Regions from separate parts of the Mus musculus genome. Here regions 1, 3 and 4 are each linked to region 2. The links are chromatin loops, found by intact Hi-C in ENCODE. Cell type or tissue: left cerebral cortex. All regions are shown on one strand.

The links. A loop is a pair of places that touch in the nucleus more often than their neighbours do. Peaks named below come from ENCODE experiments on the same cell type or tissue, not always from the same donor. Only the 100,000 strongest peaks of a DNase experiment are listed, where the experiment ranks them.
Region 1: a loop joins it to region 2, with 2.3 times the contacts of the local background. A loop is called at or near these places in 2 of 42 quality-filtered maps.
Region 3: it touches region 2 in a loop (3-fold over the local background); 2 of 42 quality-filtered maps call a loop at or near these places.
Region 4: it touches region 2 in a loop (5-fold over the local background); 6 of 42 quality-filtered maps call a loop at or near these places.

What each region holds. Positions count from the first base shown.
Region 1 is chr11:41,189,808-41,197,807 of GRCm38, forward strand. No RefSeq gene overlaps it. Among named protein-coding and RNA genes, the nearest start is that of Ccng1, 440 kb to the left of the region's middle. In left cerebral cortex, no CTCF peak of the experiment used is centred here; DNase peaks (open chromatin) are centred at 3,310 and 4,401.
Region 2 is chr11:40,778,199-40,786,198 of GRCm38, forward strand. No RefSeq gene overlaps it. Among named protein-coding and RNA genes, the nearest start is that of Ccng1, 27 kb to the left of the region's middle. In left cerebral cortex, no CTCF peak of the experiment used is centred here; DNase peaks (open chromatin) are centred at 3,843, 4,700, 5,326, 5,733 and 2 more places; H3K27ac peaks cover 4,774 bases.
Region 3 is chr11:41,809,600-41,817,599 of GRCm38, forward strand. All of the region lies in intron 3 of A230004M16Rik (a long non-coding RNA gene), which reads left to right. Among named protein-coding and RNA genes, the nearest start is that of A230004M16Rik, 100 kb to the left of the region's middle. In left cerebral cortex, no CTCF peak of the experiment used is centred here; DNase peaks (open chromatin) are centred at 3,594 and 6,316; H3K27ac peaks cover 1,221 bases.
Region 4 is chr11:42,046,362-42,054,361 of GRCm38, forward strand. No RefSeq gene overlaps it. Among named protein-coding and RNA genes, the nearest start is that of Gabrg2, 50 kb to the left of the region's middle. In left cerebral cortex, no CTCF peak of the experiment used is centred here; DNase peaks (open chromatin) are centred at 2,009, 4,772, 5,400 and 5,841; H3K27ac peaks cover 1,491 bases.

The DNA.
Region 1 (8,000 bases), 410 kb after region 2:
ATTAACCACCCTACTCCACCACCATCTCAGTTTGCAGTAAGCCTCTAATAATCTATTTTGAGTTGGATGTTGGAATACAAATGATCAGGCCTTCTTCTCTCTCGGGACCTCTCTCAGTAAGTTAATAATATTGTAAAAGGGCAGCAAGTAAAGCAATTGCAATGGAAACATGAAAACCAGAGTGCGTATGCCCAAACCCATGTAAAGCTGTAGCATTGTGTAACCATAGTGCTTGTATGTGGGGATGGAGGCAGAACTGCTAGAAACTCATGCTCTAGCTAGCCTGGCATATTCAGTGGAGAACAACAAGAACATTGCCTTAAGGTGAAAGGTGAGTATCCACATTGAAGGATGTCCTCTAGCGTTCACACATACACTAGCACATGTGTGTGTCTGCATTCACATACACATACATCTACACATCCTATGTAAATATGTGTGTGTTCCTGCACACACACACTTTAAAATAAAAAAAAGAGACAAGGATACAATATAAACCTATAAGCCACACTGTTAAATACTGCCATCCCATATATTTTGGATCCTATCATTAAATATATTATAAAACAGGAATACTTAAAATGCTGGCCAGCCTGGGTACAAAAAGCAAGCAAGCAAGCCAGGCACAAACTATAGTGTCTTACACAACCCTAGCCCTGTTCTTCTTATATAACCCCATTATTCTCTTACCTTATTACTTATTACTTATACTTATTACTCTTATGTGAAATACATAACGATTCAGCCAACTCTAACATTTTTGTTGATTTAATTGAAGAACAAGGACATTTTTGTTAGAGTTTGAGAGAAAAATGTCTGGTGGGCATGTTGTAAAATCTTAGTAAACACCTGGAAGAAAACAGAGTAGAGAGGAAAAAAATCACACCATTTTAAACAAGCATAGCATGGTGGTCAGACATGAATAACACACAGCCACATGGCACGGTGGAATGCTTTAGAAAAAGAGTAATGAAGGACCCCAAAATCATGGAGGGAAAACCCAGAGTATTAAGGAAATCATGCTTAGAAAAGAGAAACAAGGAATGGAAAAGAAAGACATTATTCCAAATATCAAGCAGATGTACAAACCGTACAAGCTACTCTACTCTGGGTGGGTGGGTGGGGAGCATAGTATCTCATTAAAGAACTAATTATTTTCCCTCTATCTTTAGCATGGCTTAAGGTGAGACGACAATCCTTGAGGTGGTCTCTTGACCAAAGTGATTGAATCAGTTCAACTGGAATGTTAGATCTTTATCCAGTCTAGAAACTATTCTGCTGACTAGAATTCTTTCTAGTCTAACATTAACCATCTAAAGAGATAACCCCCAAATCACATCAGAACCAGATCAGAGATCAGAGTCCTCAAGTGGAAATTTCTGGTTTCTTTGTAAACTCATTTGTGTCACATGTCAAGTTCCATTTATACTCTTTTGACATATCACCAGCAAAGACCAGTGAAGAATCAAGACCAACAAAGTGTTGCACAGCCAGCAAAGACCAGCAAAGCATTCCATGGCCAGCAAAGGCCAGTGAAGACCAGTGAAGCTTTGCACAGCCAATGAAGACTTTCAAAGACTAACGAAGACTATTGCATTGTGATGCCAAGCAACACTGGACTTTCCTGGCCATGCAATGCTTCACTGGTCTTCTCTGGCTCTGCAACACTTTGCTGGTCTTGCTTCTTCACTGGTCTTTGCTGGTCTTTACTCTGTAGAGAAAAATGCACCAAAGAACTTCTCATGGCATTCCAGTTGATTCTGGTCACTTAAACTGACTCAAGTCAATTTGGCAGAGTCTTGCAGTTTCTGCTGGATCTGACCACCACTACTGATTTGTGTTTGACATTTGCTATTGAACTGGACTGCTAGTATCTTGATAATGAAGAGTGGAATCACCCAAAAAAAAAAAAAAACTGGTAATAAACAAGAACACAAATCCCTTTTCCTATTCACTTTCTTTCTCCCTTACCTCTGGTTGGTGACCTAGGAGGGAGATAGAAGATTTTAAGAATCCTAAAGGAAGTAGGTTTAGGGAAATATCTAAGCCTATAGGGAAATATCTAAACCTACAGAGTCCCTGAATATTTGTCCTTTGGAAGAATGAGGTTTCCAAGGGCCCAGACATTTGGAGCTGCACACCATCAGAACCATGACTTTTACTTTTTCGGAGAGCTGCAAGTTCATTGCTTGCCATGTAGATGCATATTGTGTAACCCTCCTTCCCTACTTCCACACTTTCAGATCATCAAGTGAGTTAATTGAACAAAGGACGGCGAGCTTGCCAAAACTGGAGAAACTGTTCTCTGACCTTGAAAGTAGTTTTAAGTGTAATCTAATTTAAATAGTCCCAGAGCCTCTAGATAAATATAACTTGGTAGATAAATTGTATTTTGGCAGTGTAAGAAGTAAAACTCATTTTAATATATTTATTAAATACATATTTAATTTATTTATGATTAATTTAATGCATTTTCTAAGAATTAAAATTTATGTATTTGGGAGGGTCAAAGAGCCAAGTTAAGTAATTATTTTTCCCTCTAGAAGCATTATATTAATTTTTATTTCTCAAATGTTGTGGTTCACACTAGTGTTTATGTGTTAAAATGTTTGTGTTTCAACTGTTATGTCTTCCTTATGGCATGGCAGTCCTGCATGCATGTGAAATGTCACAGTGAGGTGAGGTGTAAGTAGATGTGCCCTGGATGAAGTAAATGATAGCCTGGTATTCTCTGTACAACACAGATACTGTACCTACTGGCAGTGAGTACATGTGCACCTATATGATCCCTCTGTCTTCAGACAGTATGCTTTCTCTCCTTGAAGTTTCTCAGTTCTCAAGAATTTGAACATATATACCTTGACAAAAGGCAATAAGCCCTGTTCTCTCGTGTCTAAGTCCTAGGCTCTGATAGCCTTTTACGGTGATTTGGTTGGGAAGAGAGAGACTTTTGCTCTTCTGTGATGGCGAGATTGCATTTTACCTTTGCTTCGGAGGCTGCCATTTCCTGCTCAGAATTTCAATGGTAAACTTACTTCATTCTGAGTAATAAAACTTGTACAAATCCTAACTGTTCAGCCACTTCTTCTGTCCCCTGTGAAATGCACTAACAACTTGAGAAACGGAGCTAGGCTTTCTGTTTTTGCTTTGCATCCCGAGGAAGGAAGTCAAATACCAAAGCTCCTCTGTTCCTTCGTCATCTTTCAGGAGAACACACTCTTGAAATCGACAGAGAGATGTGAATACGGTTTTTATTTTAACCCTATTTGATTTAAACCTGCAATTTGGCTTACAATTTTCCTCTGGCCCTATCAGCCGGGTGTTCTCGATTAGAGAGGAAAGCATACCAAAAATAAACTTGGCTGACCTGCTTGCTGCTTAAGTGACGTTTCGTATCATATGCTCACCAGAAATCCATATCTGTGAATTCAATATCCAACTCTATTAAGAACATGGAATGGGACCAGCTACATAAGACTGTAAAATACTGAACTTCAAAAGATGTTTGGTCTTTGGAATACTGGTTTAAATATAATGAACGGGCTGTCTGTCAGTGAATGTCTGGTAGGAATACTGTAAGGTGATGTATTTTAGATTCCAATTCAGCAAAGGATCAGAATTTATCTCTGTAGCAGTATGACTTCTCCCAGATTTCTAAGGTGAGGTTTAATCCTGGGGGTGATGGCGTTCAGGAGTAGTGCCCTCAGGTCATGATCAGGCCAGGAAGGCTGCTCTTCCTAGAGATTATTATAAAAGGGCTCGAAGGGACAGATGCTTCACTTGTGCTGTTCTGCCATGTGAGGACCCAGAGAAGCAGCAATGAGGAGCAGCTTGAACAATGCTCTGAAGTTGACTGTGCCATGTCTCAGACATCCCACTTTTCACAGACATGAGAGATAAGCTATCACAGGCAATTCCCTATTCTGAGGGATTGTAGGGCTGTTAACCTAATCTTTGGCAACCGTGTTCTAAAATGTAGACCAGTTATGCTTATTTATTTCTGAATGTGAACTCTCTGGGATTTGTCCAGACAACGGTAAATAGAGGAACTTGACTTTGTAGACCCTCAGTATGGGTGGTGCTTTCTCTAACCTACATTTCAGAATTTGCTCTAATAAGGTGAGGCACTGGTCTCTATTGATACTCTTCACACAGAAGTAGTTTGCAGAGATAGCTTCAAATATTAACATACCATTTTATAGTTAACTGTAAACTGTAGCTGAACCCTCATTTCAGTAGGATAGAAAAGCAACTCCTCACTTGTAGAGGGGTCTTCTTGGATTTCAGCACCAGGGAGAATGAGCCACCCAGCTGAGAGGGGAAGAGAGGTACTACAGATGTGCCTGTTTCAGCTTTTCTTAGGGCAGCCCACACAAACATTTCAGCCCATGACTCATCGACTTTCGTATTCCTAAATGGGATTTTATTTTTGCCCGGTTTTAAAGAACTTCTGCAGCCAGGATTTAATTTTTTATTTTGCCAGTGAATGTATTTTGGGGAACAGAGATTTTAGGAATATTGGTACAGTGGGACATTTTTGGTATGTGGTGAAATGCATGCACACTCTTTTCCTGAGTTAAAGGCAGAAAAAGCCTAAGACCATGAAAAACTTGTGCTTAAATACAATGTTCAAAATATAAGTAAAACAAACTTGGTACAGGTACCTTCCCAGTTTATTTTGTAAGAACGGTGGTCATCCAACTACTACTACGATTTTGAGGTATTAGTGAGCATCAATATTCTTTGAACTATTTACAAAACTTTAAAACAACATGAAAAGTCTTGATTTTTTGTAATAGATTCTGATAACTTCATTAATTTATACATCTGTAGTTGAAGGAAAGCCTATGTTAACTGTAGCTCTGAGGAGAAGAAAATGAAATGATTTTATTATTTGGGTTTTCTTAATTCTATCTCTGGTCTTCCTGGTAACATAAGAATTTTAAATAAAAAACCCTCTTATTATAAAAATAAGATGAAACTGGAAGTAAATTTCTTTCTTTTTAAAAATAAATATTGTGTTACATTTGGTGTGTGTGTGTGTGTGTGTGTGTGTGCGTGCGTGCGTGTGTGTATGTGTGTGTACAAAAGTGTACCATGGTATACATGTGGAGGTCACAGGGAAATCTATCAAGGTCAGTTCTCTCCTTCCACACTGTTGAGAAAGAATATCTATTTATGAAAAATAATGTTTTAAAGTAAAACATATTTCATATCAGAAAAAGTCGTGAGCACTGATCAGAAACATTTTGCCTAAAAGTGTTTATCTCTTTAGGTAGAAAGCCATTTCCAGTTGATCATGGTACAAGAATTGGCTGCCTCATGATGGAAACACTATATGCTTCATTTCTTGAGTAATGAAAATAGCAACAACATCAACTCTGAGGATACTGTCCAGTGTCCAGTAGAGAAAGAAACCACCAGAAATAGAATTGTGATGGCTTCCAGGCCGTTGTTTAAGTTCTTGGAATCTGAGTTCTCATCATGGGGCAATGGAATTTTCAACGGGTAACTAGTTGTATCACAGTCATTATTCAGGCCATGTGGGGTTTTGTTTTTCAGAAGTGTTACCTTTCAAAAGCAAATGATGAGAAGTGACAAGTGGATAATAGAATCTCATATAGAAGTTTCTGAATCAATATTGGCCAGGATAAGGTAGGAACTAGACAGACTTCTGGTCAGTAAGATACAAAACAGCAGGTAAGTGAGTGCAGTCATTAAGGATGGAATGTAATTATGGGGAAAGCTGCCAGGCCCGGAATATCACAGGCTCTTCTAAAACACCTCTGTGCTTGGATTTGTGACCTTTCAAATCTGACATGTGCATAAGCAAATGGTCTTGACTGTTGGCTTGCTCAGCTAGTAGACATTAAAAAGAAACCTCTATATCTCCGCACACTGCCCATGGTTTGGCAGAGTGAATTGTACAAGAATAGCATTTTTATTTTATCTTTTTAAAAAAGATCCTTAGATTCCATACCTATTCTAATGGTTGACCCTCCAGTCCCAATCTTGACTCAACAACTCAGCAGTATTAAACAAATTTATCTTTCTTATCTGTACATTCTTAGTATGATGACCATACCTGGAGTTATTTCATGCTGTGTTTTAATATAATAGTTTTCTTTTGGATCCTCCATATGTTATATAGCATGCATCTAATTTGTACAATAATGATATGAAATATGAAAAAAGCCATATATTTGGCTCTGAGTCTTTGGCCTTTTCTTTTTAATCTGCTATGTCTAGGTTTACTGATCTCTGTCTGGTTTACGTGTCCCTTTGCAATTCATGTTGGTGAGATTCAGCTTGATTGTTCTGCTAAGTAGGATACTCATATACACGCTAATTGGGGGTCAGCTGTCAATAAATGATCTCAAGTTATGGTTTGAAACTGAAGGAGGGTCAGTTAACCTAAATAGCCTCATATTATGGTTTGAAACTGAAATGTCCCCAAAGGGCTCATGTGTTAAATAATTAGTTCCCATTTAGTAGTGTTATTTTGGAAGACTATAGAAACTAGAGCAAATAATACTAAGCTAAAAGGAGTAGACATGAGTCCTGGGAGGTATCTTGTTTATAGCCTCTTTTTTTTTTTTTTCTGTTTCTTATTTGCCTATTAATAGAGGTCAGGAGCAAGACAGTCCTTGCCTATATGCAATTATTTAGAATTGCAGGTCTCAAGAGAATAGACATATTCATGATCTGACAAAAACGTGTGTGTGTGTGTGTGTGTGTGTGTGTGTGTGTGTGTGTGTGTGTGTGTACCTTCTACATAGTGAATTCAGGAGCTTTATTTAGCAACAAAATTTTAAAGCATCAATCTTTGTTCATTTTTAATTTCTCATTTTTTTCCCACGTTCGATTTTCTTGGCAAATCTATTTCCACTAGTGAGTTTTTTGAGAGCCTGCATTTTTTCCATTTTTCATCAGGCAAATTGGACTCTTCTCTAAGAATCCTATTCAGGTGACCATGATAGCCCCAATCTAATCCTTAACATACATATGGGCAAAATCAATCAGCTTCATTCTCTGTTCAGAAAAGCTTCAGGCCAGAGTATTACAACCCATTTTATTGGTTCCCTTCCTGTTGCATCTCTCTGTCCATAGAACAGTGCTGTTACCTCTCCTTAAACTTTACCTCCTTGCTCTTCCATTGTTCTCACCTACGCTTCTTATGAACTTGAAAGCTATCAGCTCAGAACACCTTGGGTGAATACCATTAGAGGAAAAAATGGCTCCATCATTCTCACAGAACCCAACAGCAGCATGAACGTAATAGCTCTCTTCTAGAACACACTCCTTCAACTGTGAGGCTGTGTTTAAGGTCTTGAGTCTATGTGACCATGAACTGAACTCTGAACTTTGATTATTTCAGATGTTTTTGACAGCACTGAGACATGCATTCTCACCGGTAATGATGTGATCCATTTGCCTTTTCCCCATCCCTCCTTCCCTTCAAGAGGCAAGCCTAATTCTGCCCAACTGCCCATGCTGTCTGCAGAGGGTAAAAGAGAAGATGCACATATTCTCCATCAAGTTCTGGAATCTTCTTGTTAGTATTGTATTGATTATTCAAAACAAAACAAAACAAAACAAAAAAACAAAACCCAATCTGTTTTGAGAATAAGATGATAAATACAAATCAAAACCACACTTAGACAACATTTAGACTGGATAGGATGCCTACCATAAAAACCAAACTGAGAATAACAAATTTAGGTAGTAATGTGAAGAAACTCCAGTGTTTGTACTTTACTGATAAATATGTGCAATAAAATGCTATCGAATTGTTAAGATGATTCCTTAAATATTTAAGTACTGAATTACCATAAAATTTAACTCTTCACCTGCTAGGATACTTAACTTTGGGCAGAAAAAAATAACATAGAAACTATCACTATGTTTATACCTAATATAACTATTATTAGCTAACATGTTAAGATATGTGTTAAGTTTTCTTTAAGTGATATCTAAATCTTACAAATCTCACTTATGAA
Region 2 (8,000 bases):
CAGCCTCTCCCTTCCCCAGCATCTGGCACTTTCTAGTGGCTATCCCCAGTTCTTCATCCCCCACTGCTACATATTTTTGTTTGATTTCCAGCAGGACAGTATCTTTTAATGTCCAAGTGATAAAACAGCCATCAGGTGGTGAAGTTGCAGGAGCAAGCCCTCGTGAGCTCCGACCAAGACAAAACCATCAAGGTGAACAAAACAAGAGTCTTTAGACAAATGCATAATCCCGATCAGTGTGGTGCAGAACCACACTGCCACAAAGAAATCTTCCTGATTCTCTCTAAATGTGTACCTGGACATCAGTTACTTATCCTGAGTCAGCCTCTGAAGTACTCCAAAGTGCTTGTATTATACAGAATGCTCCTCAACTTTTATCAAGAAAAACTTCCTGGCTAGCCACAGCACACCATCTCTAGTACAGTAGTTAAGACAATAGTAAATGGCTTTCATTTCGGTGACTACAGTGTTTGATGAAATACAGTGTTCAGGGTTGGAAGGCATTGCTCTGGGACACAGGATTAACAGCCACTTACTTGAACACGAGGTGACAAACTGTGTGGTTGCACTTGAATGGAACCCTGCTTTTCAGCTGATTTTGTGACCTCAGAGTACACTTTGTAGATTGGGATAAAAAGTTATGAAAAGTTATGAAAGAAGTTTGATTTGTTATCAGAACTATAACTCTGAATTTTTTTTTCATTAACTAGGAAGATGATCATCATGATATCCTATTGTAATAGTTAGTGTTAGGTGTTAACTTTTTTTTTTTCTTGAGGCAGTGTATTCTTATTTAGCCTTGGCTAGCCCGGAACTTGCTATGTAGACTTGGCTAGCCCAAAATTTATAGAGCCTGGTTCTGCTTCTGAGGTGCTGTATTAAAGATATCTTCTTGTTATTATAATGAAAATAATAAGAGTACATAGGAAACTATCTAAGGTACTTCATACTTTTCCCCAAAATCAGCAATGTTTGCTCTTTCATCTTTGATAATGTTCATAGTGTAATGCTAACAAATAACTTAATATGTATTTGATGAGATCATGTGGTAATGAATAAATATAAATATTGGGATCATAGATGCCTATAAGAAGTTGAGGTAATATACTAACATCATTTTGTGTGTGTGTGTGTGTGTGTGTGTGTGTGTGTGTGTGTGGTGAGAGAGAGAGAGAAGCAGAGACAGAGAGAGACAGAGACAGAGACAGAGACAGAGACAGAGAGAGGGAAAGACACACACAGAGACAGAGCTATATACATATGGAGGGAGGGAAAGAGAGAGAGAGAGAAAGAGAGAGAGAGAGAGAGAGAGAGAGAGAGAGAGAGAGAGAGAGAGAGAGAGAGAGGTGGTGGGATTATACCATGCAAGGATCCCCACAGATCTATGTTGAGCCTTTTTGTGGTTCCCTTGTGCTATGGTTTGAACATGTCCCCGCTACCCCCCAACAAACATTGAGATGTTGAAACTTAGTGGTCAATATAATGAAAATAAGAGGTGAATGGTTAGGTTACTAGGGCTTCATGAAAGACTTGAAGCAAGTTGGGCTCCTTTGCCTTTCCACCTTCTCTTGTGTGATGAAGCAGTCACAAGTTTCCACCTTGGGAGCAGACACCAGCTTTCACCCCATGGTCACCCTTGCCTGAGCCTCAGTCTGGAAACTCCCAGCTGATAGAACTGAAAGAAAAAACAATTCCATTATTCCCAAATCACCCTGCCTTAAGTGATTGCTACTGGAGTTCCCAAAGACCAAGGTACTGGATAATAAGTTTCAGGAAGGAATGGAGATTTTCACAAGCGGGTATCAGTTTCCCTGACAAATCACCAAGCTTAAGGGGGCTATTCAATTAATAAGAGAAAAATTATAATAGAAGGGTTGTTAGAGACATTTTCTTTTATTTCTTGAGCCTCAGCTTCTTGATCCTATTCTCAGTCTAGCTCACTCCTTCACTCACCTTCCACGTCCTTGTCAAGTTACAGGAAAAAAAAAAACCCATCAATCAATATTTACTTTGAAGATAAAAAGCTGCATCTTTCTGAAGGTATATCTTTTAAGATGATGTAGTGGATACGGGGGGTGTCTGCATGCCTTGCTGTGCAACTGGAAAACTTTTATCTACATTCACTATCAGTTGAATTGTTTTGAATAATTGACAGTAAGAAATATTGAACTCAGTGGTTGGAAATTCAGGCTGTAGAGCATTTGTTACCATAATGCCTCATATAGAAAAAAGATCCATCACCGTCAAGAGTTATTTTCCTTTACCAGAAAACAATCAGTTAAATGAAATTATTCAAAAGTAGTTAAGTAGGTGAGCTCTGGGACCAGATTGCCTTGCTTTACCTTCCAATTGCATCGTTTCTCAGAAACGAAACTTTATTCGCTTATTTTTCTGAGCTCCAGTTCTCTGTCTACAGGATAGAGATAATATTTGTCACATAGTGTTGCTATAGGAATTAAATGAGGTGTGTTAAGTGCTTGGCACTGTGTTGGCATATTTTAAGTGCTTAATAAATATTAATTCTCATCATTATTATTCAGCCGATTGATCATCAGATAGCTGGGGCAATGATGAAGTCACTTCTGGGAAGGAATAATTACGGCATACGTACCCCCCTACCCAAGATTGCTATTTCGCAAACTTTAATATTAATGCACTCTATTCATGAATGAGATGAGCTTCGGAAGAATTGAAGGCTGAAGAGGAAAATTACCTAATCACCAAAGTGCTTTAAAAAGTTTGAGTCAAATTACACCAGATGCTAATAGCAAATTGTTAAGGAATAAGAATGTGGATACATCATTCCCAGGGTTATTTAATCTCTACTGCACTCATCACACTTAAAAAAAAAAAGAAAAAAAAAACTACGTTGACTAGGAACTCAGTATATATGTGAAACTATTTCCTATGTAATATATTTCTTTAAAATGAATTATAACAATATTTCCAAAGAGGTTTAGTATATAAGAACTTTCCAAATGGCTGGAGACACGTGTGCATGTGCACATGCATGTGCACACACACACACACACACACACACGTAAGCTAAGGGCAAAGTGTTTTATTTTAATGTAGCCACTTCCATTACCAAATGAACATATGCAATCATTTGGTTTAGGCAGAAGAATTGCTACATCTGGGCTATTCTCTATATAGAAACTAACATGCATAAAAATACTTGAGTATTTGTCATCAGATAGATCCAAGGTCAGGGATGTTCAAAATACCTTCTACCTCTTGTTCTCTGAAAAGAGTCAAGAGTTTATTCTCTTTTTTATCCCACAAATATTACTTACTTATCTAGTGCATATTTTCATGATCGTCTACCACCAGTCTTAGAATAGCTCAGAAGAGAATGTTATTTACTTTCGTTTATTGTGTATTTTCAGCATAGTCAGTTTGCAGCTTTATGAATCCCCCTTCTATTGAAACTAGTCAGCCCCGAATCATACTTTTGTGTGGACTGATTACATTAGGCTCATTTATCACCAGGTGCTCCTGGCAGAGAGAGAATGGCTTAAGACCTTTGAAAAGACTTACGTTAAAGATAGGGTCAGAACATATATAGGTAGTTCTCAAAATGAGGAACACAAGTGGCCAATATACATTTTTAAAAAGGCTAAAGATTCCCAATCATCCAGGAAATGCAGATGAAAACTGCTTAGAGGTACCACCTCATTTCAGTCAGAATGGATATCATTAAGAAATCTGACAACAAACTTTAAGAGAAATGTTGGGTAGAGGAGTCCTTATTCACTGCTGGTGGGCATGCAAATTAGAACAGCCATTATGGAAATCAGTATGTCGACTCATCAAAAATTAAAAATAGAACTACCATATGGTCCAACTATTTCACTCCTGGGCATATACCCAAGGGAGTCCATACCCTACCATAGAGACACTAACACGTGTTTATTGTTGCTATATTCATGAGAGCAAGGAAAAGGAAACAGCATAGACTCCCATCCACAGATGAACAGATAATGCAAATATGTACATAGGCACCACAGTGATATATTATTCAGCTATGGAAAAAATCATGAACATTTCAAGAAATTTCAGTTCTCAACTGTGTTTGTTTCTTCTTGCTGGTGTTTTCTTGGAGGAAACAGAAAGCCAAAATAGGTACAGCACAACTAAAGATCATTTGTTGATCTACTACTTTGCTCAATTACTATGGTGGCCCTTCATAAAATGTAAATCTTTTAGTCTTAGTTGAGTATGTTATGATATAAATATCTCACCCCCAGTTTGCAGATGAAGTAGCTTCCTGAAGCAGCTGAAGTACTTCTGTCAACATTCTAAATCTAGTAAATAATAGATCTAGATTACACAGCCTGGTTTGTGTACTATTAATTATTTTTACAGAGGGCTTCTGCGGGCAAATCAATGGTGGCATCTGGAACCCCTTTTTCTTATGCACACCTTCTCTTTGGAATAACGAACCTAAATTAAATACTTGTTTTAGTCTAGGATGATGGCTAAGGAAGCTGTGACATCTCTTTATGACTTTCAGTTTATTTTTAATTACATGGATATGTGTATTTTTCTGCATGGGTATGTGTCTATGAATGTGGTGCCCACAGAAACCCAAAGAGGTTGTAAGATCCACTGGATCTGGAGTTAAAAGTGACTGTGAGCTGTCCGAGGCACTGTGAACCAAACCCAGGTTCTCTGCAAGAAGAACATGTGCTCTTAACCACTGAGCCATCTCTCCAGCCACCTACTCAGCTCATTTTAACATACTATCTTTTCCCTTTGGTCCCTTGGCTGTCTATGACTAAAAACTTATTGAAGAAAAATTAACAGTCCCGTAGTTAGCATATTAAATAGACTTTTATCCCTCCTGCCAATGTTGAAACAACTAATTATCAGCCCTGGTTGGGAGCAAGGACATTTGACCTCTGATAGACCAACAGAATTCTTCAAAGAGGAAAGGAAGAACGAGGTCCCCTGCTCTCTCAGTTTTTAGTCATCTGATTTAATTGACCAAGAATAGGATTTGGTACTCAAGTCTTCACCGATGCACAGCGTTAGAAATAATGATTACAGCAAATCAGGGCTCATGAATATGCAGTTTATTTCTGCTTTGAGACATTTCAGTTATCTAAATTAAAAACACAAAATTATGGATTGCAAAGAAAGCAGTAGGGACTTTTTTATTTTATTTTAACAATTGGAGAATATCACTGGAAGTGAAGTCTTCCTGCCAACCTGAAACACATAAATCATTGTGCCAAGAGAAGGATGCTTTTCTAAGTGCTGGCTTTAACCCTACCCCCACTCCAAAATATACTTAAAAATAGACCATGGGAGCTTTAATTCATGTGGGTTTTCTTTTTCTTTTTTGGTTGTGAATTTCACTTTCAAGGCTATACATTCCAGGATTGAATCTAACACCAGCTTGTTCACAGGATGTTCCTTACATGCAACATCCACGCTCAGAAATTCAAAAGTAAGAGATTGGTTTTGGTGCCTTTTCCTTCCTGAAGCACCATTCCCCCCCCCCCCCAGAATCTTCTGGAATGTTCTAACTCTTACTATCTGAAGTCGCTGTAGTTTATTAATATTGACCCTATAGACCTATACCTATGTTTGAAAAATTACCTCTTCCATCTGCTGCTTCATGAAAATGGCTCATTTGATTCCGTCTTTATTCATTACCTTTTGAGGCAATCTGGCTAGAGAGTGGAAGTGCATGTGTTAATGTTTCATAATGAGTCAGGTTAGAATTGTCTTTTTCTAAGTTAAGTTTGCTAACCTCATTTCTCTGAGCAATGCCAGGCAGTTACTATGTGGATAAAAACAAACTTAATCATGTGACAAAGTAACTAAATACAAGACAGTAGGACTAAAATGACCTGTGCGTTTGTGATAATAATTAAAAGAATATGGAATTTCGTGGTACACAGGAGAGATACAATGGCATAGCTGGTGATTTTTTGCATTTCCTAGTGAGAATGGCTTATTCTTGTGTGCACTTTCTCTCTTCAGTCTCAGAATCTTCTCTCTTCACATGGCAGCTGAGGCAGGCCCTGCCAGTTAAAACATGGCATTTGGGATCAATGACTGATTTTTCTTAAAACAGGGCGAGTCTAATGAAACCATGATGAAGACTGGCCCATCTAGTTAGTAATGGGTGAGGGTAGAGATAACCCTCGTTTGCAGGGATGGTTGTTTGAAATGAATAGAACAATTTATGCGAAGAGAGTTGCAGAATCAAAAGGAGAGGTCCAATTCCAAATCTCGTGGGCTCACCGAAAGGCATAAGCAATCCTGAAGCAAAGTACGTCTGCTGGTTGGATCGGGCAGGCTTGGAATGAGAAAGAATGTGCTGAAATGGAGAACATTCCTTGAGGCTTTGCAGCGTTATTTCTGCTTCAGCCATATGCATCGCAAAGTCTTCTTACATAAAACAGCTTGGCATTTGTCATTGTAAATGCATATGCTGGCACATTTGTCATGTTCTTTGCATTTCTGAGTGAGCCTCTGCTATTGATGAAGAGCCATCTTTCCTAATAAAAAAGATCACAGTATCAAAAACAAAACTGGGTGCTTATTTCCTGAGTGATGCTACACCCCTAACCATGCTTTGCTTTTATGTTTGCTTGCGCTTTCACGTGAGCTTGCGATGACAGCAATCTGAGATTCCCCAGGCTGTCTTGCAATCTTGACAGCCACTTTCAGTGAATTCTGCTTTCTTGCTACCTACTGGTGATAAAAAGCAAATAAGTTTCATGCCCAAATTCAGCACTGAGCAGGTAGCTAGGACTCCTACTGTCCTACCAGTAAAGTAGCCTTTAAGAGACACTGGTGGCTGCTGAGATATTAGGAAGAACAGATTTATCATCTCATTTTCTTGGCTAGGTGGGATGCCAATGCACTTACAGCAGCAATGGTGAGAAGCTTTGGATAATCTCCTAGGCAGAGGAAGCATCCTGATGGTTACCCGACACTTGGAATCTCACAGAGGCTGAGATTCCTTTGCTTTCCCCATGTTATCCTTACTCTCACACCATCCTGAGTAGAGCAAAACACATGGATCCAGGTAGCATTGAAAGGAGGATCATGGCAGACATTAGAAGTAGGACCAAGCTAGTTACCAAATGGAGTAGGCTAGAGGAAGGGGGAAAGCCTGACCTTTGTCCCCAGCTTTTTTGATCAACGAGCATAGTTAATTAGAGAAATTAAATCATCACAGCCCAAGGTGTCCTGAGCTAGTTTACTTGAGGTCATGTGTACATCACAATGAACAGCCTAAGTTGATAGCTAAGGCTCTTACCTGGATAATTCCTAAGTTACACCAGGAGCAAATCTAGTTTTAACAGAATAAAACAGATGAGTTTTGAATCTGTGTCACAAAGGCAATTTTCTCACTTAGTGATTTTTATTTGGTCTGAAAAGAATCAAATAACTCTTTGTGAGAGAAAATACAATAAGGAAGTAGCCACATTGTTGTTATAGGTGACACGTCCTTCTCTTCTTTCTCACGTGTTTGTTGCCTAACATAGATTTCTATGGTTATTGTAATAAAGTACCACAAATTATACAATGGGTATTTATTGCATCGTTATTCTGGAGGCTGGGTGTGCAGAGTCAAGACGTTGGCAAGAATGATCCCAGCTCTGGACTGGGAGGGAGAATCAGTGCCATGCCTCTCACTGACTTCTGGGAGTCATCTTTGATGTTTCTTCTCTGGGGGGACTGCCTTAGTCAGGGTTTCTATTCCTGGACAAAACATCATGACCATGAAGCAAATTGGGGAGGAAAGGGTTTATTCAGCTTACACTTCCATACTACTGTTCATCACCAAGGAGGTCAGGACTGGAACTCAAGCAGGTCAGAAAGCAGGAGCTGATGCAGAGGCCATGGAGGGATGTTCATTACTGGCTTGCTTCCTCTGGCTTGCTCAGTCTGCTCTCTTATAGAACCAAGACTACCAGCCCAGAGATGGCACCACCCACAAGGGGGCCCTCCCCACTTGATCACTAATTGAGAAA
Region 3 (8,000 bases), 1.0 Mb after region 2:
GATATCAAGCTGCTCACAAGTGTCTGCAACTCCAGCTCCAGCAGATCTTACACCTTCCTCCAAGCCTCCAAGGGAAACCATAAGTTATGCACCAACGGCTCCAGTTGACAGCTTAAGCAGATTACATAAATAAAACCATATAAATGTATGTGTTCATATATGAAGTTAAAGTAGAATAAGGTTGCAATGACCAAATATTAATTACTGATTTTTTTAATCTAATGATGTAATTAAAGATCTGTTTGTAATTCCTATTTGCCAAGCATGACTTGCTACATGGAATAGAAGAATCTGGAAAAATAGTTTAAAACATCTAGTCATCCCTTTATAAACCTGACAACTGCCACAGGTGCTTCTGTATAGCCTCCCCCAGCCTTGAAGCAGGCTGATTCAGACCTTGCTGCCACTGAGAATGAGACCACCTGGGGTGGACCCTTCTGACTTAGATGGCTCTATGCTCTGTCACCTGCTGCTGCTCTTCTCCAAGACACTGCTACCTGCTGAGAGGCCCTGGAGATATTCCGGTTCAGCCATCTACAGGCTGGCAACAGGCACCAAGAATGGATTGACAGGGGATGGGCCTTCCCCTTTATAAGCACAGACTCTTAGTAAACTTCGGGGGACCTTGAACAGAAACATGTCTTGGCCTCCATTATTTCTCTCGCCATTTCCTTCCATACAGCTCCGGCCTCCCACTCAGGAACCCAGTTAGTGTGGCCGCAGGTGGCTACACTTCTGTAAATTCCAAGTGCTTGCTACCATCCATGTGATTTTTTTTTTTTTTACTTTAAAATGAACATGTAAACAATACCCTACATGAAACTACTGTGTCCCACAAGGTCTTAGTAGAGGTCGAATGACCTGGTTCTTGTTCCAAGAACAGGGCCAAGAAGGCCTGGGCCTCCAAGAGTATCCATGGCTGCTGTGGGGTAAACCTTGTTTGTATGTAAATGCATGCATTTTCACATACCTCGGAGAAATTTCCTCCCTGTTAATAGTAAGGATTCCATGATAATTTGAAACAGCAGGAAGTCCAGGAGTTGAGGGTATATCGGATGTCTTTAGCAAAATGATAAACTCTGGTACCTTCAGGACAGCCCTTAAGGATGTGGAAAAGAACTCTAAGAGCATGAGTTCAAATATATATAATTTGTCAACAATGAAAAAATAAATAAATAAGGGTGCAATTTGCATCGTATAAGGAGCTTCACAGATCTAAAAGAACAAAGCCAGCTGTACTATGAGCCAGTTTGTCAGAAATATTTAAAAACAGGCAGATACAAATACAGGCAGATTCTTGAGTTCAAGATCAGCCCGGGACACAGCTGATTTAGGTCCAGGTGTGGTCATCAGAACGCTAATCTCAGGACAAGTTCCTTCCCAGCTAAGGTTATAAAGGCAGGCAGATCTCTGAATTCTTTCAAAATGTTAAAAAAAAAAAAAAACCACGTACTTGGTATTCTTTTCCTAAGAGTCAAGGGGCTAAGGTCAAGGAATGATGGGATTGTTAACAAGGAACCTGAAATGAATAACTGAATTGATACGTACATATATTTAAAAAAAAAAAATCCCACCACCACCACCAACAACAACAACAAAAACTGGACTTTTGGTCTGCAAGAGATAAGCTAGCAGAAAGAAAGCATTTCCTTTCTTTAGAATTGTCTTTTTTTTCTCTTTTTCTTTTTAATTTAATCTTTTTTTATTTCCCAGATTCCATCCCCCTCCCATTCCACCCTTTGAGGGGTTCCACATCCACAAGCATGTCCCTAACCCCACACCCCCCAACCCCACCAGACCTCCTCATTCCGTGGGGCCTCCAGTTTCTTGAGGGTTAGGTGAATCTTCTCTGACTGAGTCCAAACCTGGTGGTACTTGGATGTATATGTGTTGGGGGCCTATATCAGCTGGTCTATGCTGCCTGGTTGGCGGCCCAGTGTCTGAGAGATCTTGGGGTTCCAAGTTAGTTGAGATTGCTGGTCCTCTTATAGGATCACACTCCTCCTCAGCTTCTTCCAGCATTTCCCTAATTCAACCACAGAGGTCAGCTGCTTCTGTCCATTAGTTGGGTGTAAATATCTGCATCTGACTCTTTCAGCTGCTGGTCTGGTTTTCCAGAGGGCAGTTTGATAGTCCCCTTTTTGTGAGCAAAACATAGCCTCAGTAATAGTGTCAGGCCTTAGGGCCTTCCCTTGAGCTGGATCCCAATTTGGGTCTATCGCCAACCTCTTTTCCTCAGGGTCTTCTTCATTTTTATTCCCGAGGTTCTTTCTTTTCTAGCAAGAACTGAGCTGTCCCGGGATCTCTAAAGAGCGAACACAGCACTTCAAGGTTTTTTTCTAACAAGATTTATGATTTCAGTTGGAAAATCCATGAAGAGAGAACACAGCTCTTTTGAAAATTTTTCATAGCTCTTTTAGAATTTTTTCAAATAGTATTTTCTGAGAGAGCAAACACGGTTCTTTTTGACTGTTTTCAAGCAGCTATCTCGAGAAGGCTGTCTGATAGGTGAACACAGTTCTTCAAGAATTTTTTTCTGGCTTTCTGATTTTGATCAGAAAACTAAAAAATTACATTTAGAATCTAACAGGATTTATGACTTGTTCTGAACATCCAAGGATTTTTTATCGCAGCATTTCTGACTTTGGTCAGAAGACCCATGAGCTATATAGAGAGCTTTCAGAATGTTTACTAGCAGAGAGAGCTATATCAACCAGTGAGTTTTTTAGAATAGCAAGAACAGGCTGTCTAGATCTGAGAGGAACACAGACACAGACACACACACACACACACACACACAGACACAGACACAGACACAGACACAGACACACACAAACACAGAGAGAGAGAGAGAGAGAAAGAGAGAGAGAGAGAGAGAGAAGAGAGAGAGAGAAAAGAGAGAGAAAAGAGAGAGAGAAAAGAGAGAAAGAGAGAGAGAAAAGAGAGAGAGAGCAGTCTAAAAAGCTGTCTCCAGCAGAGACAAAGGATAGCTACAGAGAACTGTCTAGGGACTCATCTTGAGCAGAACACAGGTTACCAGCTTGAACACACAATTTGACATAGAATCAAATTTGTTTTCACTGCTCCCAAATACCCCTTCTCTCAGGAACCCCAAACTAACTGAGGCTGGTCCTTGGCATGAAGCCTTCAAGGGTATCTTGGCTTTTGTTCTACTGATGACATCTTCACCCTTGTACTTTCATTGGTTCCACAGTGCTTATTCCAGAAAGATTTCTGCAACATATTTAGAGGAACCTCCCGCCAGCCTGATCTCCCCCATCACAACCCAAGAGCAACTAGAGTTCCAGGGCCTCTTAGGCTACCAAATGTCTCTGGAATAGAGAAGAGGGAATTTTTAGAAACTTTTCCAGTGGTCAAGGAGACTGGGAGGCTCAGAACCGGAGTCCCATGGCAGAAGAAGATGAGATTAGGCTAAACAATGAGACCAGGAAAGGTTCCCTGTAGTATTGGCAGGGAGAGCTGGTGAGGGATTCATCATTGAGCAGGGGATTGCAATTCAAGTCTTGGTAGGATACTGAGTTGGCAATAATCTTCAGTGAAAAGCATTTGCAGGGATACTGAGTACTGACATGAGTCTTCAGCAATATAGACAGACTAGGCATTTAAAATAGAAATGTGTGAGTTCTGAACAGATGGTGAATGAATCTATGAATGCTTTGAAAGATGCACAGGACCTAGTGAAGAAGGGATGATTCCAAGTGTATGGGATAAGCTTTGCCCTCACAGAAGTGCTGCCATGTAGTATTCAGTCAACATTAACCAACTTACTGCACAACATCTCACCTATGTATAAGTCATATACATATACACACACACATATACCAGCAATAATCAAAGAGTTACAAATAACTCACGAGAGATAAAACACAATGAAACTGTGTTAAGTTACAAATTAATAAGAATTTGTCTTTTACTATCTGAAATTTGACCTGAATGAGAAGGTTATGTGACATTACTGTTATGTGGGTGGAATCACGTTACCCTGTTAGCTGTAGAGAATGTAGTGCTAACAACATTAGCAAGGAAACAACTTCTGTCTATCAAGGTGATCTGCGAAACAGGTATACAAACAAAACTTGGAAATCAGTGTGTTCGTCTACATGTCTGTGTCTATTTCACTTTGTCTTGCAGTCACAAGCACACTGTAGCTAGGTAGCACCATTTTACTAAATTGGCATCAACTGCTTTCTAAATATTCAGCCTTTTATACTCACATAATAAGGATGCTCTTATTTCTCCTCAGAGAAGCTTATTTTTGCAGGGAACAATAGTTAATGTAGAAACTCACAGAAAGTGCTGAGAATATGTGCTAAACCAATGGTCATCTCTAAAAGAAACATCTTTATTAGGTATCGGCCATCTATAACCCATACATAATGATCAGTCTTAGGGAACATCACAGAAGAGGCAGGCAGATGTCAAGATACAGGAGCTGGGGAGATCTACTCTGCAGTCATGCCTCCAGATGGGCCAAAGTGTTGTACTCATGATTAGAACAGCTGGGCTGGCTGCACAAAACTTGGAGATAACCAAACCAGTCAGAATTCCAGCATAAGTGGATTAGCAGCTCAAGAGGCCTATCCTTTGGATGAGGAGACATTTCTTCAGCTGATAATTTTTGGTGTTTTCTTCAGGAATATGACCCAGCTCCAGTACAAGGTCCTGTGCCTGTGAACAATACAGGAAACATTAATGGGATACATACATACATATATCCATACATACGTATATACATAAATTCTACATGTGTAAAAAAGGCCATATTAAGTGAGCAAGTGTTTTTAAATGTGAATTGAAAATATTGAAATCCTATATATTAAGATCATTGGTTTTATTTAGGCAATTTATATTAAAACGCCTTAGTCTTAGATTACCTAATACAAAACATTACACACACACATACACACACACACACACACACACACACACACACACATACACACCACTATTTTCTTACTCCCACTGCCATAAAGCATCTAGCACTTAGTACATATTTTACAAATAATAGATTCTTTAAAACTATGTGACTGTTGGAAAAGGAGTTATGCCCACTTAATTTGTTCCCTTAGAAGAAATGTGGTTGGGGCACTCTGGGCACGGGAATGCCTTCCTCCCATCTCAGAATCTGTCACAGATTGTTTATTATCCAATACCTCCCTAATTCGAAGGGCATGTAAGTCTCAGTCCTAAGGGATGGGCTGAGTTAAAGGTGCTAGGAACACACGTATTATCTTGGTTTTTGTCTCCTCATAGCCATGTAGACTGCCCCAGAACGTCACTTTTGAGTTATGAGAGAAATGAGCTCATTAATCATCATTACACTTTCTGTTAAGTGGATATGTTGGCTGGGAATACTTCTGCCTGAGCCGAATAGACCACAGCTTCAGGTATAGAACCCTAGACTTCATCAGCCGTACTATTGAAGAATGAAATGACCAGGGAGACGGAAGTAGAAGCCATGGCAGAAGAGTCAAGAAGGAGAAGAGAAGCCAGAGATTAAGAACAACATCTGTGCGGTAGAACCTTCTGAACCCTTGAGACGCTTAGAGCTTTGGCCTCTGTCATTTGGCTCTTGAGCCTTTCAATCGTTTACTTCAGTGTGCTCAGAAACCTTTTGTTTTCCACCTGTAAGAACCCAGGCAAGATATTTTCCATTATTTCTAAGCTTTGGGCATTTCAACACATTAGCATCTACAAAGTTCACATATGAGAGTCATATAACAGAATTACAAAAGAAAAAAAAAATGGAAAAAACCCATAATGCATAAGTAAGTTTATAATGCTTGGTTGGATCTTATTCATAATAATCTGATGACTCATGTGGTCCACACGTCTCAGGTTGGATATACCTAGAACCAAACAGGAAGCATTCGTGTCTGCTTTGCAAGCAGTCCTAAAGGAAGTTTATGAGATCTGCCTGTCACTACACATGTAAATAGTGTCACAAATTCCTCCCTTGATTTAAGATTCTGCTCTTTCTACTTTTTACTCTTCCTAAATACATTGTTTTCGACTGTTATTAACGTGACATCAAGTAGCCACAAACATACACCACCCTCAAAGCTTTGATCTGGAAACCAGAGCATTGCTAAATCTATGCATCATCACAAAGGGTACTTAATACAATGGTTTCAGGATGTGGCCTTCCTATAAACTGCAGTCATTGCTAGATGAACTGAACTTCCTAGTAAGTGAGGCCAGTGTGCCTGACCTAAATATGACTCTGGAGAATAAAACCCTAAAATAACAGAAGGAAAGCGGTCCACAGAGACTGTGGGAGGTGTCATGGAGGAGACTACAGCAGGAATTTAAATTTGAGAGGAAGTAACAGTGATTCTGGCTAAGGCACATTTCTAAAACATTTAAGTTGAGGCGACATTTCCTAGTTGAAAGGAAGCATAAACACGAATGTGTGCTTAGCAGATAAACATTTAAATTACTTTTGACATATAGCTAAAGGAGACAACAAAAACAAAGGAAGGCTCTGCTGTTATATCTATGGCTACTCTGAAACCCTCCCAGAGTCACTCCATCCCATGGAGAGGAAAGAAACATATCTGCCTTTCTAATGAAGCCAAGGCTTGGGACAAGGTTCACAGGAATGGAAATTCAAGTGAAGGACAGTGAGATCCAAATGAGGGGACTTGTTGATCCCATGAGTAGGCTGTTCACACTGGAAAGGTATTTACAGTCTATATCCAAAGCTATATACAGCACTTAATATGCCTTTGTAGGAATTGGAAATTAGTCCTATCTTCCTCTTGATCAAACACTGTCTTTTCCCAACTTATTCAGCCTGTAACATAACAGCATGAATACTGGGTTTCATCTCTCATTTGAGAAACTCTTTGCCACCCAAGTACCAAATCGATTTTAGTTTGTATGTTTCACTGACTATCAAAATGCTATCTCCTTTGACCTGTGATCTACACTCTTCAAAATCATCTTATAGGTCACAGGGACCTTGACATATTGAGCATAAACAAAAAGTTTATCTTTCCCAAATAGTTTTAACATTTTTTAGAAGTTTCTAGAAATAATCTTCAACTATGTGTTCTCATAGATGAACAGGATACTTTGGTTGCTCTGGAGATTTGAATTGCTCCTAAAATTGAACCGTATGATTTTGTGCTGTGAGGGAAAGGTCTCAGGTTTATCTTTGCGGGCTCAAACCAAGTACAAGTCAGTTGTACTTATGTACTAGAGCCTCAATAAGAATCTGTATTATATAGCATAGGTGAAGTATATCTTCTGGATATTTTGCTGACAGTATACTGTGTTCATTGCTGTGTTTGAATGTGCGGAGGCCATACTTTCTACGTCTCCATAGTCAAGAGCAACTGGAAGCCTTATATTAGGGGTTTACTTAAGCTCTGCTCTGTAGATCCTCTGCTCTCTCCTGTTCTAGATTTGAATACTCACTCTGTAGCCATAATGAATACTAACATAATGCATGCCCTGTAGCTTTGAAGAGTATGGATGTAACATATACTTATTAGCTCCCATAAATATTTAGCTGTGACTTCATCACTCCTCAGCAATTCCACCTTTCTATTTATCAAATTAGATAAATTTTTGTCTTATAGACCCTTCCTAAAATTACAAATAGTATTTGAGATAACTTTACGTTTTATTCCCTGTAAGTTTCAGATGTTTTCACTTGAACTTGGCATCACTACCTCTTTTATTTACTCTAATCCTGCTCTTTCTCGCCTTGCCTAACACTTAATGTTGTTAACTATCATACCTTTAGAATTATATATGTGTTCTTTATGGGGGTGGTTAATGCTATTTTCAATAGTATGTAAACCCACCAGAAATATAATGGCTCATATACAGCTAGTTATGCCACACCTTTATTTTTTACCTGCTCTAATCTGTTGGTGTCCCTTAAGTTATCAGTAGCTAATATTACCATATGGTAATGGTGTAAATGGTTTGACAATTATATGTGTCAATTTCTGATTATCTCCTAATCT
Region 4 (8,000 bases), 1.3 Mb after region 2:
CACACGGTCCCCTGCTGTCTCCAAGAGGATGTCCCCACCCCCAACCCCACCAGACCTCCCTACTCCCTGAGGCCTCAAGTCTCTCAAGGGTTATGTGCATCTTTTCTGACTAAGTCCAGACTTGGCAGTCCTCTGTTGTACATGTGTTGTGGGGCCTCATATCATCTGGTGTATACTGCCGGGTTGGTGTCTCAGGGTTTGAGCCCAGGGCTCCAAGTTAGTTGGGACTGATGGCCTTCCTATAGGGTCTCCCTCCTCCTCAGCTTCTTCCAGCTTTTCTCTAATTCAGCCACAAAGGTCAGCAGCTTCTGCCCATTGGTTGGGTGTAAATACCTACATCTGACTCTTTTAGCTGCTTGTTGGGCCTTTCAGAGGGCAGTCATGATAGACCCCTGTTCGTAAGCACACCAGTAATAGTGTCAGGCCTTGGGGCCTCTTGACTCTAGATCTTGCAATAGCTGAAAGTTGGGATTTAAGAATTATAGAGGTAAGCAATATGCTGTATCTTGACCAGAGATTTTTATTTGTTTGTTGGTATGTAGGAGAGGCATTATATCCCCATTAGAAAGCGATTACACAGAAAATGTTTTGTGTGCATGTATATGAGTAAAATTTAGGAAAAGAAGCTGCTAATTGTAGGTTTCCATCTAGCTTTTCTAATGGTGTTCACTGTGAGTTATCCCTCCCCAGACTTCCTCCCTGACCCTGCCTTCTCATGCCTCAATCTTACCCTCTGTGCTCAATGATTTTCTTCTATCTCTTCAGACCATGCATTCTATCTCCTTCCTTTGCAATCCAACTAAAGTCATCTTACTAATTTCCCTACTTCACTCTATATTGCAATATGTCCTTCAATAAACATACCCTTCTAAAATTCAAAGATAGTATCTACATATGAAATATGGTGTGTGTCATTTTTCATTTAGAGGTTGGGGACCTCACTGAATATGATTTATGCCTGTCAATTGCTAATTTCTTTTCTTCACAACTAAGTAATCTTCCATTGGGTAATATTCATGGCACACTCAACATTACAGTTAACAAATATCTAGTATGTTTCCACCCTTCTGCCTATCATGGATAGAGTAACAATGAACATGGATGAGCAAGTATCCATAAAATATCAGTTTGGTCATAACTGGTATAACTGGATCATATTTCAAAAATCCATTTCTAGACTTTTGAAGAAACACCACAATAGTTTCCATAGCAGCTTTAATATTTGACACTCTTGCTAACTGTGAATATGTGTTCCCCTTCCCCGAAATCCATGAGTGGTGCATGGTGAGGGCATGGCACTGTTATCCACCTCCTGTTCCAGGGAAATTCTATGAAATTTCTGTTTCTTGTAGTTAGAATGAACCAGCACATACTCTCACCTACAGCAGAGAGACATCGACACCCCCCCCCCCCCCCGCCTCTGCACACACATTGTTTAAAAATCCAAAGTAGGTGAAGAGTGACACTGGCCTAGGACTTGGGAGAAGGTTTTTACTTTTCATATAACATTTTAATTTATTATTTGATAGATTGATATGTGATTACAGTGTAGTTTGAACATGTCCATCTACTCTTTCCTTCCAATTCCATCGCCAGCCATAATCCCCCAGCTTCATGCACTTCGTCCCAATTCTTTAACACTTAAGTCAAATTATTGGAAACGTGGATTTGTTTTATATATTGTGGTCTTGCTTAAAAAAGAAAAAAGTAAAAATGGTGAAGGAGAATGTGCCTCTACCATTGGATGGAAGGTTAACTCACTTAAAATGTCTTTTTCTCTCTCCAGAGTTTGGACTACTTTGAAATTTTCACTTCAAGTTTTAACCTATGAAAAATGCCTTAGGTAATTTGGATTGAGTTGACCAAAGCTCTGACATTTCTAGATGATGCTTAGAAGGCACTATAGCCTGAAATTTTAAAAATAAAATATCAGTTTTAGCCTTGCTTCAGTTTCAGAACTGCAATTAAACATGCCATATGTTGGCTAATCTGCAAATAATACATCTGTGATCTTTTGTGGAATTTCCCTCCTCCAGATTTCTATTCCAAGCTCCATGGAGTGGAGAAGCATCTCCTGAACTATAGTTACCACTGTTTCCATGAGCAAATGGTTTTCAAGACATCTATGCATCATGTAGAATATATTTTTTTGCATGAAAAAAAATAGTTTCTAGGGGGAAGACCATAGGAATTCTTATTATCATTTTACCAAAAGCTATTTTTTTGTGCACTTACACCTAGTAAATTGATCTCACAAATATAACTATAATATCCTTTTACACTAAAGTTATGTGTTACATGATTGAACAGGACGCACACACTAACACTCACACACTTTTTGTTTGTTTGTTTTTTGTTTTGTTTTGTTTTTTGTTTGTTTTGTTTTTTGTTTTTGAAACAGGGTTTCACTGTGTAGCCTTCGCTGCCCTGGAACTAACTCTGTAGACCAGGCTGGCCTCGAACTCAGAAATCCACCTGCCTCTGCCTTCCAATTGCTGGATTAAAGGCGTGCACCACCACTTCTGTATGATTATAAGGACCAGAGAGATAGTTCAATTTAAAGTCAATTTAGCCAAGTCTAAAGACTGAAGTGCACTTTCAGACAACTCCATGATAGAAGGAGAGAACTGAGTCTTTCAAGTTGTTCTCTGGCCTCTGTGTGTGTACCATGTCATGTATATGCACCCAAGTATATATAACCACAAATAAATGTAATAAAAATTAAAAATAAGTATATGATATATATAATGAATATTATGTATATGATCTATACATATATGTGAATATGATATGCACATGTGAATGTATATGTTATATGAAATATATATATATATATATATATATATATATATATATATATGAAAATGCTATAATTAAATTCTTAACCTTGTTAAAAAAATCACAAACTGTATGAGGAATAAAATACAAACATAGGAGAAAATTGAAAGTTAGATGAGTTAACAGACACACACAAAAATATATTTGTTCTTTTTCTCTCATTTTTGACAACCTTTTATATTCCAGAATACTACTTAATGCCACCACCTCCACATATACATGCTTGATCCACTCTCAACATTCTTGCATCCAAGGAGAAATGAAGAGTTTCCTTTTTCTATTCCGAAGACATTCGGTCCCGAGGTCAGTACTTGAATGTGCTTACTCTTCTTTCAATCTGAACCAAAAAATAATAACGATTTTACAGACTCCTGTTCCTTTTTTTCAGTCTTCCACAGCATGTAAGCAACGGTGGATCTTATTGTCAAAGTACATCGTTTGCATGCTACAAAATCTAAAAAGAAAAAACTGGGAAATGGGCAAGAGCAGCTAGATTATTAAGGGAAGAAGGTTGTGTGCCCATATGTTTGCAAATTTACAATGCATTAGAAATTTCACCAGGTACTTTCTGCAATGGTCTCTGGATTGATAGAAGGAAAGGAATTCCACTTTAATTACTATTCAGTTGTATAGCAAGCTGCAAAGAGCAACAGAGATTGAAACACAAAGCCCATAGCTTCTTAGAATTGTGGTTATATTTCATGGACACGTAACGTTAATTGTGATATTTTTCTAGTACACAGAAATATTTTATTTCAATATACCGTGTTGAAATACTTTTGTATAAAAACATTTGGAGATATCATTCTCTATCAACAACATCTCTATTTGTAGCACTTACTATTTACACTAAAGTAAACTAAAATGATAAATAACTTGGACAGAACAAAGATTAAAACCAAAAAATATGACCTTAAATATCTTAAAGCATTTTGGAACATAAGATAATAGAATGTTTCTGAATTTGTATTACCTTGCTAATTTAGAATTCAGTAAGATGAGTCATGAAAACAAAAGCTTACACTATAAAGTATTTGGGAGAAAATAAACAAACACAGCATATTTTTTCTCTATCTGTGAGGCAAAATGGACGATAAATACATTGGAATGAAAAGTCCCTGTTAGGAATTTTGGTGGGACCTTGGGCAAAGAAATGTAGACTCTGAATTAATTAGCAATAGCAAATCAAGTCAAGGAACTAATGGAGTTGGTGCACCCATATCACACTTCAGGGAATATCATCTATGAGGATTGTCACAGTGCACCCTAATAGGGAAAGTGAACATTATCTAGGCCACTAGGAAGGAGTTACTAACTGTTGAGAGATATCTAAGCTGCGTTCTAAACAAGATATTCCTGCTTATCAGTGGTTCAAAAAAGTAAACAAACAAAAAACACCCCAAACCCAACATCCTCTTTATTAAAAACAACAACTGGTTATGTGGATAACTATTAGGATAAGTGGATGTCTTTCAAGAAGAGAAACCTCCACTTAAACACACACGCACAAATTCATGCACACTCAATCACATTGTTTTATGATGATTAAAATATAACATCTCTGAAAGAATAGTATTACTTTTATAAATTACAATAAAGTCTTTATTACTGTTAGATATTATCCCCAGAACCTGGAGATCAAAAACGATTTATTTTCTCAAAATGTCAGTTGTGGAGAGGGTTCAGTCTATGACTCCAGGTCTTTGGTGATATTGCAGAGACTTTGTCAGGCAGAACAGCAGTCACATCAAGACTTAACTGTGTGTAAAGGATCTACTTCCAATCTGAGTTGTGCAATTTTAAAGCTTATTGTTTCACAGCTATGAACCAATCATCCAGGGCTCAAGTTATCCAGGAAATTCATCCCACGAAAGAAGAAGATAGAAGGAAAAGAAATCTTTTCAAAGTTGAATTTAGTTCAAATTGAGATGACTTTCTGGACTATTTCGTCTTACACTGCATTGGCAATAACCATATCATATGGTCACACCAAGTACAAAGCAGATGGGGATAGAGTCATTTATTCTGTCAGTAACATGCTCAGACTTTGAAAAGTCCTGATACCAAAATGGAAGAGAAAATTCGACAGACAACTAAGAATATAGTCATTTTTCTTCACTGAATTTTAAAAGCAATACATTCTTATTAAAAACAATAAGGTAAAGCCAACTAAAAGGTAAATGGCAAAAATAGGTTGTTAAGTGCTCCGTACAATCTCATTTTCCTAAGAGAAACATATGTAAGTAACATTGTTGTGTATTGCATATCCTTCCTATTCTAGATATAGATTTTTAAAGATGTTGCGTTTAATTTGGGGGCATTCAGTGGATTTCAAAAAGAAAATAAAGATAGTGAAGTTTGACCTGTCTCTGCGAATGTTTCAGGAAAGGAGACTGGAATACTAGACTAGTTTTGACATTGGATACAACAACAAAATGGTTCCTGATGCCCTAAAAGGACTTACAAGTAAGTAGGATTGTTTAATTCAGGAAGCAGAGTATCTTAGGCACTTTCCACAGTGTACTTTTGAACATCTATTTTGGGTATTTCAATTGGAAGTTTGGAATGTTCTATGAAAAGAAGAGACTGAAATAAGAAGTTTGCTTTATTTATCATGGTAGTGACAATCCAGTCATGAGATGCTGCATTCCCTGGGAGCTGTGCTGAGTGAGATGGGAGGGAGGGAGGAAAAAGAAAGCTACTTTCAAAAGTAAGAAACTAAGAGTGGAATTTAATGTAACAAAATTAGTTTTTTAAACTCTAACACTTAATACTTGTGTGTCTATCACAAAATAACAGGTAATAATATAATTGAAAGAAAATAAACGAGCCATAAGAAGTGTTTAAAATGGCAAACCTCTAAAAGACCTGAACTAGGGTTGTCAGTAGAAGTGTGTAATCCAGAGACAGAAGTCTGAAGAAGGAACTTGCTAGAGACTCTAGGACCTGTCAACCAGACATTGAAAGCAGCAGAAAGTGAGGACAAGGTGACGAGCAGCTACAAAGATTTACTCCTCACGTTTTCATTACACGTTCAGAAGATGTGGCTTTACAACTTTTGAGTAACTGTAATTTGGAAAATGTAAAGAATCCAGTGGCCACGCATGATACAAGAGGCTTCTTCACTGATGTGGAAATCTGTGTTGCTGTATTTGCTTTGTGCTGCTCTAATGAACTATATCCAGTAAAGATGCAGTGGGATGATGAAGGCCACTCTTGTAAAGCAAGGAAATCTTTAGGCAGTGAGACACTCGGTGTAACATGCTGGTGGGAATAGGGGTGAGAAAATGAAGTGACTTAGTACAAATGTAGTCTTTTACTTGTGCAGAACCTTGGCTTCAAATTTTAAGATGTTGTGGAGGTCGCAATATTTCCCAAAATATATGAGGATAGAATTTCATCTCTCAAACAGCACTAAAAGGCTGAGAACCACTGCTCTAGACTACAATTCATTCCAAAAATTAGAGCTACATATCTGAAGTAACTCTGAAGCAATAATCGATCTTGCCATCTTTTGTATTTGGAGAATCATGGACAACAGGATGATGCTACTATCCTTCCTAGATACTATCAAGATGTATCTTCCTTTAAACTGCATTCATTAGAGTTAAACCGAAGACTGAGTCCTGATTCTGCAACATAAAAGTAATTTGGTACCTCCCTCATGGATTTGGGGAGGGGAAGTTAAATGAAAAAACATACCTAAAATCTCCAGCATAGATCATCACTTGCTTGCATTTGTAAGAGCCAACCAAACTGATTGGTAGCTATTATGCTCCAAGTTAGGTATTTCACAGCTATTACAGCAATTATGCAACAGTCCTAGGAAATCTGACACTCACATTTCTCTCTCCAAGCTAGAAGAACGAATAACAGTCAAGTAAAACTCCTATAACAACAAGTTAAAAACCATAACTGTCAGGGCTCAAAGTATGTATCATTTCAACATGAAATTTGTGTTAATTTCAGCTCATTAGTTCCCTATGATTAACATAATACCTAATCTAGGTATAAGTATAAGTTCTTAATTTAGTAATTGCCTAAGATACCATGAAGAAAAACTGATTTTACTAAACTGTATTTTTATAACTCCTAATAGAAACCTACAGTTCCAAGTTAATAAGTATTTATTTAGCACTTGTTATGAGCACCATTACTAGTACATGGTAGTTATCGTAGTTATTGTAGCTGTGGCAAACCAATGTAAAGTAGTATGGAGAATGTCTGAAGATTAAGTACACTGATATGGTCCATTCCAGAGAGGCTGTTGTTGAAAGAAGAAAGTTCCAGGAAAAAATATTAGCACTGACTTTTCAAACAAAAGCAAGAAATTTATTTCTTTCTCTCTTATTTTTCAAAAGAGGAAATTCTACATAGTGATATTTAATAACTCTCCAAGGGTGGTGGATATCACAAACACAAATCTGACTCATAATTTTTTTCCATATGGAATGAAAATCTGAGGTTTTTCCATGTATACATAAGAGCCTGAGGAAATGAGCAGATACTTCCAGAAAGCATGCTGGCCTTCACTCTTTACCACCATTGCTCCTTTTATGTTAACTGAAGAGGTTTAACATGTTATTGCTATTAGTTTATGACCCCCACAGTGCCCTGAAAATTGTTTTCTGGTTTGGTGTTTTGCCTCATATTTGTGATTCCAGTATTTATGAAGTAAAACCAGGTAGATGGTTATGATTTTGTGGGCAGCTTCAGCTACATAATCAGATCCTACCTCAAGGCAGAGGGGCAAGGAAGGAGAGAAAAGATGTGATGAGGGCAAAGGAGAAGAGATGAAAGGAGATGAGATAAGAGAAAAGGGGAGGGGACCGGAGGAGAGGGAAGGACAGGGGAGGGGAGGGAAAGAGGGAAGGGAAGGAGGGGAGGGGAGACTGAACTTTGGCACTGCTCCTAAATACTAAGTTAAAGATGCTAGAACTGAGGTAGTGACTCTCTTATGAGAACTTACCTATAGCATGCATCATTTTGGGTCTGATCCCCAGTAGCACACAAATCAAACAGAGCAGTTTATTATTGTGATGCCAATGAGGGGAGATAGAGGAAGGAGGCTCAAAAGTTCAAGATTACCCTTGATTCCATGAGTTTCAGGCCAGTCTAGAATGAGACCCTTCTCTAAATAAATAAATATATGAGCCCATAAT